2 separate regions of the Homo sapiens genome follow, and region 2 is linked to region 1. The links are chromatin contacts, found by Hi-C or POLR2A ChIA-PET in ENCODE. All regions are on one chromosome and are shown on one strand. The core of a region is the stretch at or near the end of the contact, and the rest is flanking DNA. Distances in the headings are between cores, read along the strand shown.

What was found. Hi-C counts contacts between places; a loop is a spot of excess contacts on that map. ChIA-PET counts read pairs that join two places held with the same protein, here RNA polymerase II (POLR2A). Pooled maps may share reads with other maps.
Region 2: a loop to region 1 is called in a pooled map, with 2.0 times the contacts of the local background. The contact joins two enhancer-like sites. A Hi-C loop is called at or near these places in 1 of 37 single-sample maps with no recorded cell type and 8 of 50 pooled maps. POLR2A ChIA-PET finds 5 or more read pairs at or near these places in 5 of 52 experiments (GM12878, H1, HepG2 and 2 more).

Annotation. Positions count from the first base shown.
Region 1 is chr14:55,094,312-55,100,010 of GRCh38, forward strand. It overlaps LOC124903318 (a long non-coding RNA gene), which reads right to left. Exons shown (of 3, transcript XR_007064178.1): 2 at 192-311. Among named protein-coding and RNA genes, the nearest start is that of LGALS3, 32 kb to the right of the region's middle. RefSeq lists an enhancer at 4,393-4,492. Within about 2 kb of position 4,185, at least 18 of the 41 ENCODE cell types and tissues checked have a DNase peak (open chromatin) inside an H3K27ac peak, as active enhancers do.
Region 2 is chr14:55,211,741-55,217,069 of GRCh38, forward strand. It overlaps LOC107984708 (a long non-coding RNA gene), which reads left to right. Exons shown (of 3, transcript XR_001750768.2): 3 at 4,741-5,206. Among named protein-coding and RNA genes, the nearest start is that of DLGAP5, 23 kb to the left of the region's middle. Within about 2 kb of position 1,516, at least 2 of the 41 ENCODE cell types and tissues checked have a DNase peak (open chromatin) inside an H3K27ac peak, as active enhancers do.

The DNA of each region.
Region 1 (5,699 bases), core at 2,935-5,434:
TGTCCTTTTCTTATTTTGTTTTCCCTTTCCTGGGTCTCTTTCCAAACCCAGGCAGCTAGAGAAGAACCCCTCCCTAGGAAACTCAGAGAGGATGGCTTGGCTTGGCCCCAGGCCTTAAGAAGAAACCTCTTCTTTCCCTTAGTGCCCATTTCCTTGTTTGTTTGTTTGTTTGTTTGTTTTGAGATACTCACAGACTGAGTACAGTGATGCAATCATGGGCCACTGCCACCTCGACCTCCTGGGCTCAAGAGATCCTCCCACCTCAGTCTCCTGAGTAGCTGGCACTACAGGCATGCAGTGAGACCCTGTCTCTACAAAAAAAAAAAAAAATTAGCCAGGTGAGGTGGTACGTGGTAACGTGTTGTGCCACTATATTACAATAGCTATGATGTCACTAGGCAACATAGTGAGACCTCAAACTCCCGATGCAAGTGATCCTCCTTCCTCAGCCTCCCGAAATGTTGGGATTACAGGCATATGTCACCTTGCCCAGCCTTCCTTGAGGTTCTCTTCCTGTGCCTTTTGCTATCAGAGCAAAAGATCTCCAGGAGCTGAGGAAAACAGGCTACAATAATTTGGCTGACTTCCAGTGGAGACCACTTGTTTTCTACCCAGACTCCTCCTTAGAATTGCCTGGGGAGCTTTTAAAGAATACGTAAGCCTCACGCTTAGTCATGCATCACTTATAAGAGACAGGGATGTGTTTTGAGAAATGCATTGTTAGGTGATTTTGTCATTAGATGAACATCACAGAGTTTATTTACACAAACTTAGATGATATAGCCTACTACACAGCTAGGATACACTATAAAGCCTATTCTTGCTCCTAAGCTATAAACCTATACGGCATGTTACTGTACTGAACACTGTAGGCTATCCTAACACAATGGTATTTGTGTATCTAAACACATCTAAACATAGAAAAGGTAATGCGTCATGCTACTACATTACAATAACTATGACGACACTAGTCAATAGGAATTTTTCAGCTCCATTATAATCTTATGGGGCAACCATCATATATGTAGTTCATTGTTAACCGAGATGTCATTTATGCTGCTTAGTGTATAGACATATACACTGAAGTATAGAATAAATGTTTTGTTATTTTAGCAAATATCCAATGCTGGATAAATCGAACGTTTCTTTTATTCTGGAATGAGTGTAAATTGGTTAAGAACCCTTTGAAAAGCAATTTGACAATACCAAAGTCTAAAATGTTTTTTAATTTTTATTTTTGAGATAGGGTCTAGCTCTGTCACTTGGGCTGAAGTACAGTGTCATGATCACGGCTCACTGCAGCCTCGACCTCCCAGGGTCAAGCGACCCTCCTAACTCAGCCTCCTGAGTAGCCAGGACTGCAGTCACGTGCCATGATGCCCTGCTAATTTTTTTTTTTTTTTTGTAGGGATGGGGTTTCACCATGTTGGGCCAGGCTGGTCTTGAACTCCTGGCCTCAAGCGATCCTTCCACCTCAACCTCCCAAAGTGCTGGGATTATAGGCATGAGCCCCCTTGCCCAGCCAAAAATATTTTCATACCATTTTGTTCAGCAATAAAACTTCTGGGAATTTTTCCTAAGGAAATATTTTTTAAAGAAAATATATGTGACAGTTGCTCTCATTATGATTCCTTTTATAATTGCTAAAAATTGGAAACAAATTAAACCTTCAACAAATGGCAGGTGCTTACTACATTGGACATTTTGCAGCAATTAAAACTGTAATGGAAATTTGTAATAATATGTAAAATATACTGATAATGAACTGGTAACCTTTCTTTTTTGGACTTAAGTGCTTTTGTGCTTTTATGAAAGTTCATTTCAAAGGAAAGAATAGGCTGGGCGCGGTGGCTCACACCTGTAATCCCAGCACTTCGGGAGGCTGAGGTGGGTGGATCACCAAGTCAGGAGTTTGAAATCAGCCTGGCCAACACAGTGAAATCCTGTCTCTACTAAAAATACAAAAATTAGCTGGGCATGGTGGCTTGTGCCTGTAGTCCCAGCTACTCAGGAGGCAGAGGCAGGAGAATTGCTTGAAACCAGGAGGCAGAGGTTGCAGCAAGCCGAGATTGAGCCACTGCACTCCAGCTTGGGCGACAGAACGAGATTCTGTCTCCAAAAAAAAAAAAGAATAAGCATGCTTAGACTTCATCCCAGTCTAATAATCTAATTAAGCCAAAACTCAGGGAGTAGGGGCTGGTCATTCGTATTTATTATTTATTTATTTATTTTTTATTTTATGTTTTTGAGATGGAGTCTCACTCTGTTGCCCAGGCTGGAGTGCAATGGCATGATCTCAGCACATTGCAACCTCCGCCTCCCAGGTTCAAGCAATTCTCATGCCTCAGCCTCCAGAGTAGCCGGGATTACAGGTGCCCACCACCATGCCAGGCTAATTTATTTTGTATTTTTAGTAGAGGTGGGGTTTCACCATGTTGGCCAGCTGGTCTCGAACTCCTGACCTCAAGTAATCTGCCTGCCTCGGCCTCCTAAAGTGCTGGGATTACAGGCGTGAGCCACCGCACCCAGCCCTATTTGTTTTTTAAAAATTTGTTTTAACACAGCAAAATTTCATCATGAAATGTTGGTAGTTTTTAAAGTTCCCCAGATGATTCTAATTGAAGCCAAGATTGCGAGACAACCATTAGCCTTGGATCCAAATAAGAACCTCCCCCACAAGTTCAGCTGTGGCCCAGTCTAGATTGTTTGGGTGGAGTTCTAAGTGGGGTATTAAATGGTCTCTTTCCCTAGACTTGTCACCTGCACATACCTCTCAAGGAGTAGTGGGGCCAGTGGTGGCCCCAGTAGGAGGCTAATCGTAAATTTGGGATCACGGCCCGAATAGTTATACATCTTACCACAGCCAGCGGCAGGTAGACTCATTAGGAAGTAGGTGTTAAAATAATCTAGGTAAAAGTCAGTGAGGGCTCGACCAGGGTCAGGGCAGCAGAGGAAGGCAGGCAGAGGCAGAACCCGCACCACTGAGCAGCTGAGGAAATCTAGGATCTACAGAGTTGGAACCAAATTCCGGAATGAATCTGGCCTGTTGTGGAGGGGATCCCAGCCCTACAGAGGCCCTGGTTGCCTGCCCGCTAGTATCTGCACAGTCTTGCTAGAGGGGATAAAAGCAGAAAGCTTAGAGGGTTTGCACTAGGAGATCCTGGCAAGAGATGCTGGTGTCTACAGGGCTCTTTAGAAGAAGGTGCTACAGCCAATTTGCTGTTGGACCAAAGGAAACAAACTAAAATTGAATAGGAAAGAGAAGAGTCAGGAGAGCAAAAGAGGTCCATCAGAAAAAGATAATGATCCCTTTATGGCCCAACATTCTGTGACCTCAGGGAAGAGTGACACAGGTGATGTGGCACTACTGGTGAGGCAGCAAGGAGCCCCCTGCTCATCAAAGTCCTTCTCCCCCCAGCTCCCTATTGCCTGTAATTCCACTATTGGGTCAATTCTATTTGGATTAATAAGCATCGCTCATTCATTATTGTCATCTGCTAAAACACAGATTCCTGAAAGGACTAACAATTTGATTAGCAACAATTTAGTGGAATTGGTTTATGATGTATTCAGCCAGTGTGAGTGCCTACTCACTAGGAAGTCAGATACAATAGAAACAAGAACTTGTCAAGGTGACTAAGAAGACTCGATTCAATTCAGAAGTATCTACTAGACATTTCCTGGTCACCTGACAAGGTAGGAAAACAGAAAAATGCATGATACTGTCACCTCCCTCAAGGAGCTTTTAGCCTTGTTGGGAGGAATTCAAGCACACCAAAGCCACAGACAGAACAAGCAACTGCTTATTAAACTGTTAACATAGTCAAGGGCCAACATGAAGAGCAGAGCTAAATGCCTTCATGTCAAAGAGCCTTTTCAGAAGCTCTCATGATTGAATCACACTGACCCTTTTCATTAGGGAGCCTGGAAAATAAGCTATTACAACCCCACTGTTATCGAAATATTAACCTGGGTGTAACTTCCTGGTTCTAAGGAACCATAGTTTCTACCCTGCACCAGAAGTCTTGCCTTTGCACTACTGAGAGTCATTAATAAGCGTTTCAGTGTGTGTAGGAGCCCACCTACCTTCTCTCTTTGTCCTCCCAACTCTGGCCATGTGCCACATCTTCTGGGTTGGCTGAGTAGTTTCACATTTACTAATCACCCACAAGACACATGGTTCCTGTCTATCTCAGTCATGCTCACAAGGAACCCTCGTGAGGAAACCTCACAAGCTCCTGTCTCGGGCTGTCACTGGAAGACAGGACTGTAACCATCAAGAAATTGGAAAAAAAGAAGCAAGATTTAGGCAGGGCATGGTGACTAGTGCCTGTAACCCCAGCACTTTGGGAAGCTGAGGCAGGAAGGATTGCTTGAGTCTAGAAGTTCGAGACCAGCCTGGGCAACATAGCATGAACCCATCTCTACCAAAAAAAAAAAAGAAAGAAAGAAAGAAGGAAGCAGCAGCAGAAGAAGCAGAAAAAGAAACAGAAGAAGAAGCAGAAGAAGAAGTGGAAGAAGCAGCAGAAGCAGAAGAAAGGAAAGAAGTATGGGCCAGGTGTGATGGCTCATGTCTGTAGTCCCAGCACTTTGAGAGGCCAAGGCAGGTATATTGCTTAAGCCTAGGAGTTTGAAACCAGTCTGGGCAACATGGTGAAACCCCACCTTTACAAAAATTACAAAAATTACAAAAATTAGCCAGGTATGGTGGTGTGCTCCTGTAGTCCTCGCTACTCTGGAGGCTGAGGTGAGAGGATCACTTGAACTTGGAAGGTGGTGGCTGCAGTGAGCCATGGTCAACCACTACACCCCAGCCTGGGCACAGAATGAGACCTTGTGTCAAAAAAAAACAAAACAAAACAAAACAAAAAAACAAAAAAAAAAACTATAAGTCACAAGGGTGTATCTATTTATAAAAAATTGTTGAATTGTATACTTAGGACTTGTGCATTTCTATATATATAAATTTTACCTTTAAAAATGTGAGCAGGCCAGGCACGATGGCTCATGCCTGTAGTCCCAGAGCTTTGGTAGGCCAAGGCAGGCGGATCACCTGAGGTCAGGAGTTTGAGACCAGCCTAGCCAACATGGTGAAACCCCATCTCTACTAAAAATACAAAAAATTAGCAGGGCGTGGTGGCAGGCACCTGTAGTCCCAGCTACTCGGGAAGCTGAGGCAGGAGAATTGCTTGAACCCAGGAGGCAGAGGTTGTGGTGAGCCAAGATCACACCATTGCACTCCAGCCTGGGCGACAAGAGCGAGACTTTGTCTCAAAAAAAAAAAAAAAAAAAAAAGGTTAGCAAATTGAACTCTGGTTAGGTTTACTTTTAGCAGTGCTATGGACTAGCAATTCTGAAACTACATTCTGTGTATTCTTGAGCTTAAGTCTAAGGGGAACCAGATTTTTCACTGTTGGGGAAAGAAGTTACAAATATGGAAAGTTTATTACATTGGAACTGGAGTTAATCAGTAGGAATTCATATTTTCTAATATACATCTATGTCTCTATAGCTATTTCTGTGTGTATATATGTGTGTGTATAATCTATTGCCTAATCCTGTCTGCTGACAGGGCCTACAAGCAACGACACACCAATAGGAATGAGCATGTAAGCACCCAGGTCTTGGTTTCTAAATATCATGCTTCACTAAAGGAACCAGGGATCCTTGAGAAATGGTTTATTCCAAAGCTGGAGCAG
Region 2 (5,329 bases), core at 266-2,765, 110 kb after region 1:
CTAAAATGCAAGGAAAATTAACATAGGCTGTTGTATAGTAGACCATGACATATAAATGGAGATGCAAACCCAGTGCTGAAGCTGTGTCTAAAACAGAATAATAAGATACTCCTGGATTTCTGAAGCTATTTAACTACCCCATTCTCTTCACAAAGCAGAAAGGAAAATAACACTGACAGATGGTACCCAGTGCTACAAAAGACAACAATACTGTCTATTCTAAACAGATACAAAGTAGTGATTTCACGTTTTAAAAAAGACACCAAGAACAGTTTTCACCATTGCTTTTGACCAACTCCTTCTTATCTGCCCTTCAGATAAGGACCCCTTTTATCTGCCCTTCAGAGTGATACCCAAATTCCAGCTCATGGAAAGCCGGTAGTAATCTGGACTCCATCTTCCTCTGAAGCTTTATTTCCTAGTAGTTACTCTCCTGTTGGCCATGTTCTAACCACATTGAGCTTCTTTCTGTCTGCTTATGGACAAGTCAAGTTTCCATTCCCCATACCTTTCTCATGATGTTCATTCTACTTGAAGAGTCATTCCTCCCTCTTGTTGCCTTACACACACTTACTCTTTTTCAAGACTGAATCCGAATAATATCTTTTTGGGGAAAGTCTTACACAAAGAATCAACATTGACCTTTCCAATGTTTAAGAAATATGTTGTGCCTTTATTACCATTGGATTGTGCCATATTTCAGAGATTAAAGTTGGCCTGCTGGGCTTGAACACCATGACTTTTACAAAAATCCTGTGTTTAAATAAAATTCATATTGATGTAGGATTTTTTACTCCTTAGCTCAGCTAGATCCGAGTTATTGTCTCATGACCAGGAAAAATTAGGCACGGGAACATCAAAGAGTGAGTGGAATAGAATTTATTAAGCGAAAAGGAATGATCTCAGCAAAAAGAGCGGTCCTGAAAGCAGGTTGCTGGTTGTCTTCCTTCATAGTTGAACACAAGGGCTTCTATATCCGCTGATGGGGCTGGGTTCCCTATTTGCATAGGGCATCAATTCTTGGTTGGCTCCACCCCATCTTTCCAGTGCGCGTGCGGGTCCTTAGTCTGAGCCACTCCACATTGATTTATTTCCTTACTGCGCATGTGTTAAGGGACGGAATTTTTCATTGCGGGCATGTTTGGGCAAGCCTTCTGTGCACAATGAGCTTGGCGGGTCGGGGGTTCTCCAGGGACCCTCCCCTATCTGCCTAGGAGAGTTCTCTGCCTCCTGCCTCTATCAGTATTCTCATGTCAATGCCAGGCTGCAATCATTTTTTTCTTTATATGCTAAATATACAAGTAGAAAATTATAGAATCAATTTAACTGTAAACATGTAATGTCATTATGTACATGATCTTAAATTATCCTTTTGGAAGATAAGTCTTTTTCTTTTTTAGTAGAAATATTAGGTCCTCTGTTTTCATTGTTAACCACATCAGAATCTGTATTATTACTTTTTATTTTGGAAATCAATTGCAGTACAGCAGGCTTACCATATGGTGGCACCCAAAAGCCCAGAAACCAACATCATGCGGCCCAGTATTAGACATGTGTTCAAAAATGTAGGCAGTCAGCTTTCTAGTAGGTAGCAACAGGAAATAAAGCGTCGTAAGACAGTCATCTTAAGAGGGTGCTGGAAATGTTCTACATTTTTATCTGGGTGGTGATTACATAGGTGTATATGTAAAAATTCATAAAGCTGTATTTTTATTTGTTCATTTTATTATTTGTATGTTGCACAACAATAAAAAAATTTAGGCTGGGCACAGTGGTTCACTCCTGCAATCCCAGCACTTTGGGAGGCCGAAGCGGGCGGATCACTTGAGTCAGGAGTTTGAGACCAGCCTGGCCAACATGGTGAAACCCCGTCTCCACTAAAAATACAAAAATTAGCCGGACGTGGTGGCGCGTGCCTGTAATCCCAGCTAGTCAGTAGGCTGAGGCACTAGGATCGCTTGAACCCGGGAGGCAGAGGTTGCAGTGAGCCGAGATCATGCCATTGCAGTCCAGCCTGGGCGACAGAGCAAGACTCTGTCTCAAAAAAAAAAAAAAAAAAAAAAAAAAAAATTAAATGACTATAAATGAGAACCATTTTATATAAGCCATCTTAAATTTTTCCCTATTAATGAAAACAATAACAACAGATTTTAGAGAGTACTAAATATTAGCAATTTTCCTGCATAGTATGAAACTATTTTATGATAGTTATTTTATTATTTTATTTTTTCTTTTATTATTCCCATTTTACACATGATATAGTTATTTGGGCTCATTTCTATACATTTAAAACATTAAAAAATTGTCAGTTTAAGTTAAAACTGTACCATCAGCGCATAACAGTACAATGGATGAATAAATTATGGGCACAATCACATATTGGAACATTTTTATACAAAAGAAGAATTAAAGAACCACAGCTGCATGCATTGACATGGATAAACTGCCAGGCACGGTAGCCCATGCATGTAATCCCAACACTTTGGGTGGCTGAGGTGGGAGGATTGCTTGAGCCCAGGAGTTTAAGACCACCCTGGGCAACCTAGTGAGACCCTGTCTCTAAAAAAAAAAAAAAAAATTAGCCAGGTGTGGTGGCATGTGCCTGTGGTTCCAGCTACTCTGCAGGTTGAGATAGTAGGATCACTTGAGCCTGGGAGGTTGAGGCTGCAGTAAGCGGTAATCATACTGCAGTACTCCAGCCTGCGCAACAGAGTGAAACCACGTCTCAAAAAAAAAGGACACGTTTTATAAACACAGTGTTGGGTGAAAGAAACAAGTCACAAAGATCACTTACATAGAAACTTTTGTATAAAGTTCAAAAATAGTCAAAATGAACTATATTGTTTATGGATGCATATATAGGTGGCAAGCCTAAAGAAACACCAGACAGAATGATTATCATAAAAGTCAGGATAGTGGTTACCCCTTAAGGGGAAGGAGAATGATGCCATCCGAGGAGAGGAACACAGATGGCTTCTAAGGTACTCGCATAGTCCTTCTATTGCTATATTTCTGGCCTGGCGCGGTGGCTCATGCCTGTAATCCCAGTACTTTGGGAGGCCAAGGCAGGTGGATCACAAGGTCAGGAGTTCGAGAACAGCCTGGCCAATATGGTGAAACCCCGTCTCTACTAAATATACAAAAATTAGCTGGGCATGGTAGTACATGCCTGTAGTCCCAGCTACTTGGGAGGCTGAGGCAGAAGAATCGCTTGAACTGAGGAGGCGGAGGTTGCAGTGAGCCGAGATCATGCCACTGCACTCCAGCCTGGGTGACAGAGTGAGACTCTGTCTCAAAAAAAAAAAAATAAAAATAAAATAAAATAAAAATATACATATTTCTTAACTTGAGTGGTGGTTACACGGGGTCTTACTTTATAATTGCTCTTTAAGTATAAAAGAGGCAGATCTAAAAGTAAAATTCCAACAGTCAGGTATTTTGTAGTCTGGAAAGTCCGTGGTATTACCCTTTAGCCAACTAAAAATTGTCATAGGCCCTTAGAATTATGTGTAAGGTTGCCAGATTTAGCAAATAAAAATACAGAACTACAGTTAATAAATATTCAGGGTTGTGAGTTGAATGTTAACTTCAGATAAAGAACAAGTTTCTAGTATAAGCATATCCTCATGCAATATCTGAGACATACTTATAATAAAAAACAAATCATTGTTTACCTGAAATTCACATGTTACTGGGCATCCTGTATTTTATCTGGTGACCCTAGTTATATGGCAAGTTGCACAAGCAGAAGCAGTTCATGGTGGCCCAGTGTAAGGAGTACCCAGAGGAGGCTCAGGGAAAGGGAAGAGAAGGAAGAAAAATCTTTAAGTAAATTAGCCTGACCCTAAGTTCCTATCTGAATAATTGTGTAAATGAATTTGCTGGCCAGGTGTGGTGGCTCATGCCTGTAATCCCAGCACTTTGAGAGGCCGAGGCAGGCAGATCACCTGAGGTCAGGAGTTCGAGACCAGCCTGACCAACATGGAGAAACCCTGTCTCTACTAAAATACAAAATTAGCAGGGTGTGGTGGCGCATGGCTGTAATCCCAGCTACTTGGGAGGCTGAGGTAGAAGAATCGCTTGAACTCGGGGGGCGGAGGTTGCGGTGAGCTGAGATTGTGCCATTGCGCTCCAGCCTGGGCAACAACAGCGAAACTTCATCTCAAAAAAAAAAAAAAAAAAGAATTTGCTGAGTTCAACCATTATTGCAGTAGTTCATAGTAATGAATCTCCATGATGCATTGAATAATTTATATCAACAAAAAGCAAATGTTTGAAAGAGCCATCAGTGTTTCTCCTTAAAAAAAAACTCTCTCACTGCATCAGCCTCTCTTCTATTTACTTTGGATGAAGATATTGTAGATGATAGTCTTGATGATACTTTTCTATAACTAATTTTTTTTGTAATTTGTAGCCAATGCTTAGAAGTGAAGTTGCAAGGTAGGTTGTTTTGTTTTTCTTCTGCTAATACATGTATTCTCCTGATCATGTACCAGGAACTGACTTAGGCCCAAAGGACAGGATAATGTATGATACCGACACAGTCCCTTCCTATGGAGCTCAGAATCTAGGCCCTAGAAGACTGTAACGTGTGTGTGTGTGTGTGTGTGTGTGTGTGTGTGTGTGTGTGATGCACTTGGTAAAGCATTATCTAGCAACAGTGAATATCTGTTGTTTGTTGCATAGCATCCCACCTTCTTTTGGGAAACCATCCAGACTCCATTCTGTTATTTGGTTTAGGTGAAATTGACCACAAATCAATCACTACCATTGATGAAGATTGATTCAAGAATGGTCGTATAATCCAGTAAGAACTGATGAATGCCTGAGAGCCAATAAATAAAGACTTCTGGAAAAGAGAGGCATTCATTCTTGCCTTTGAGCTTTGCAAGGTGGTAAAGCTTGGTAATAGTCGCCATATAGCTAACTTGAGTGGAGCCATCAAGGTAACCAAGGCTGTCAGACACCCCCAGAGAGAATCATTCACATGTGCAAAGGATGAACTCAACACCCAGAAGAAGCATCCTAGTGACATTGGGCAGCTCTGATTCAAGAGGAACCTGAAACTACTCACAGAATTCATTGAAATTGAGCCAATAAATTCATTCATTTCTTAGGGCGGCTTCAGTTTTCTGTCATTTGCAGCATAAAGATCTGGTGTAATAAAAGTCTAGGAGGAAATAAAAGATTTCTTTCCTATTCTCAACCTCCGGTTTCATCTCCTAGAGATAATCACTGTTTCTTACAGACATATGTTTGCAAACATGTATCTAATGTATGCCTTTTAATGCAAATAGGATTGTATTAAATATATAGTTCCACCACTTGC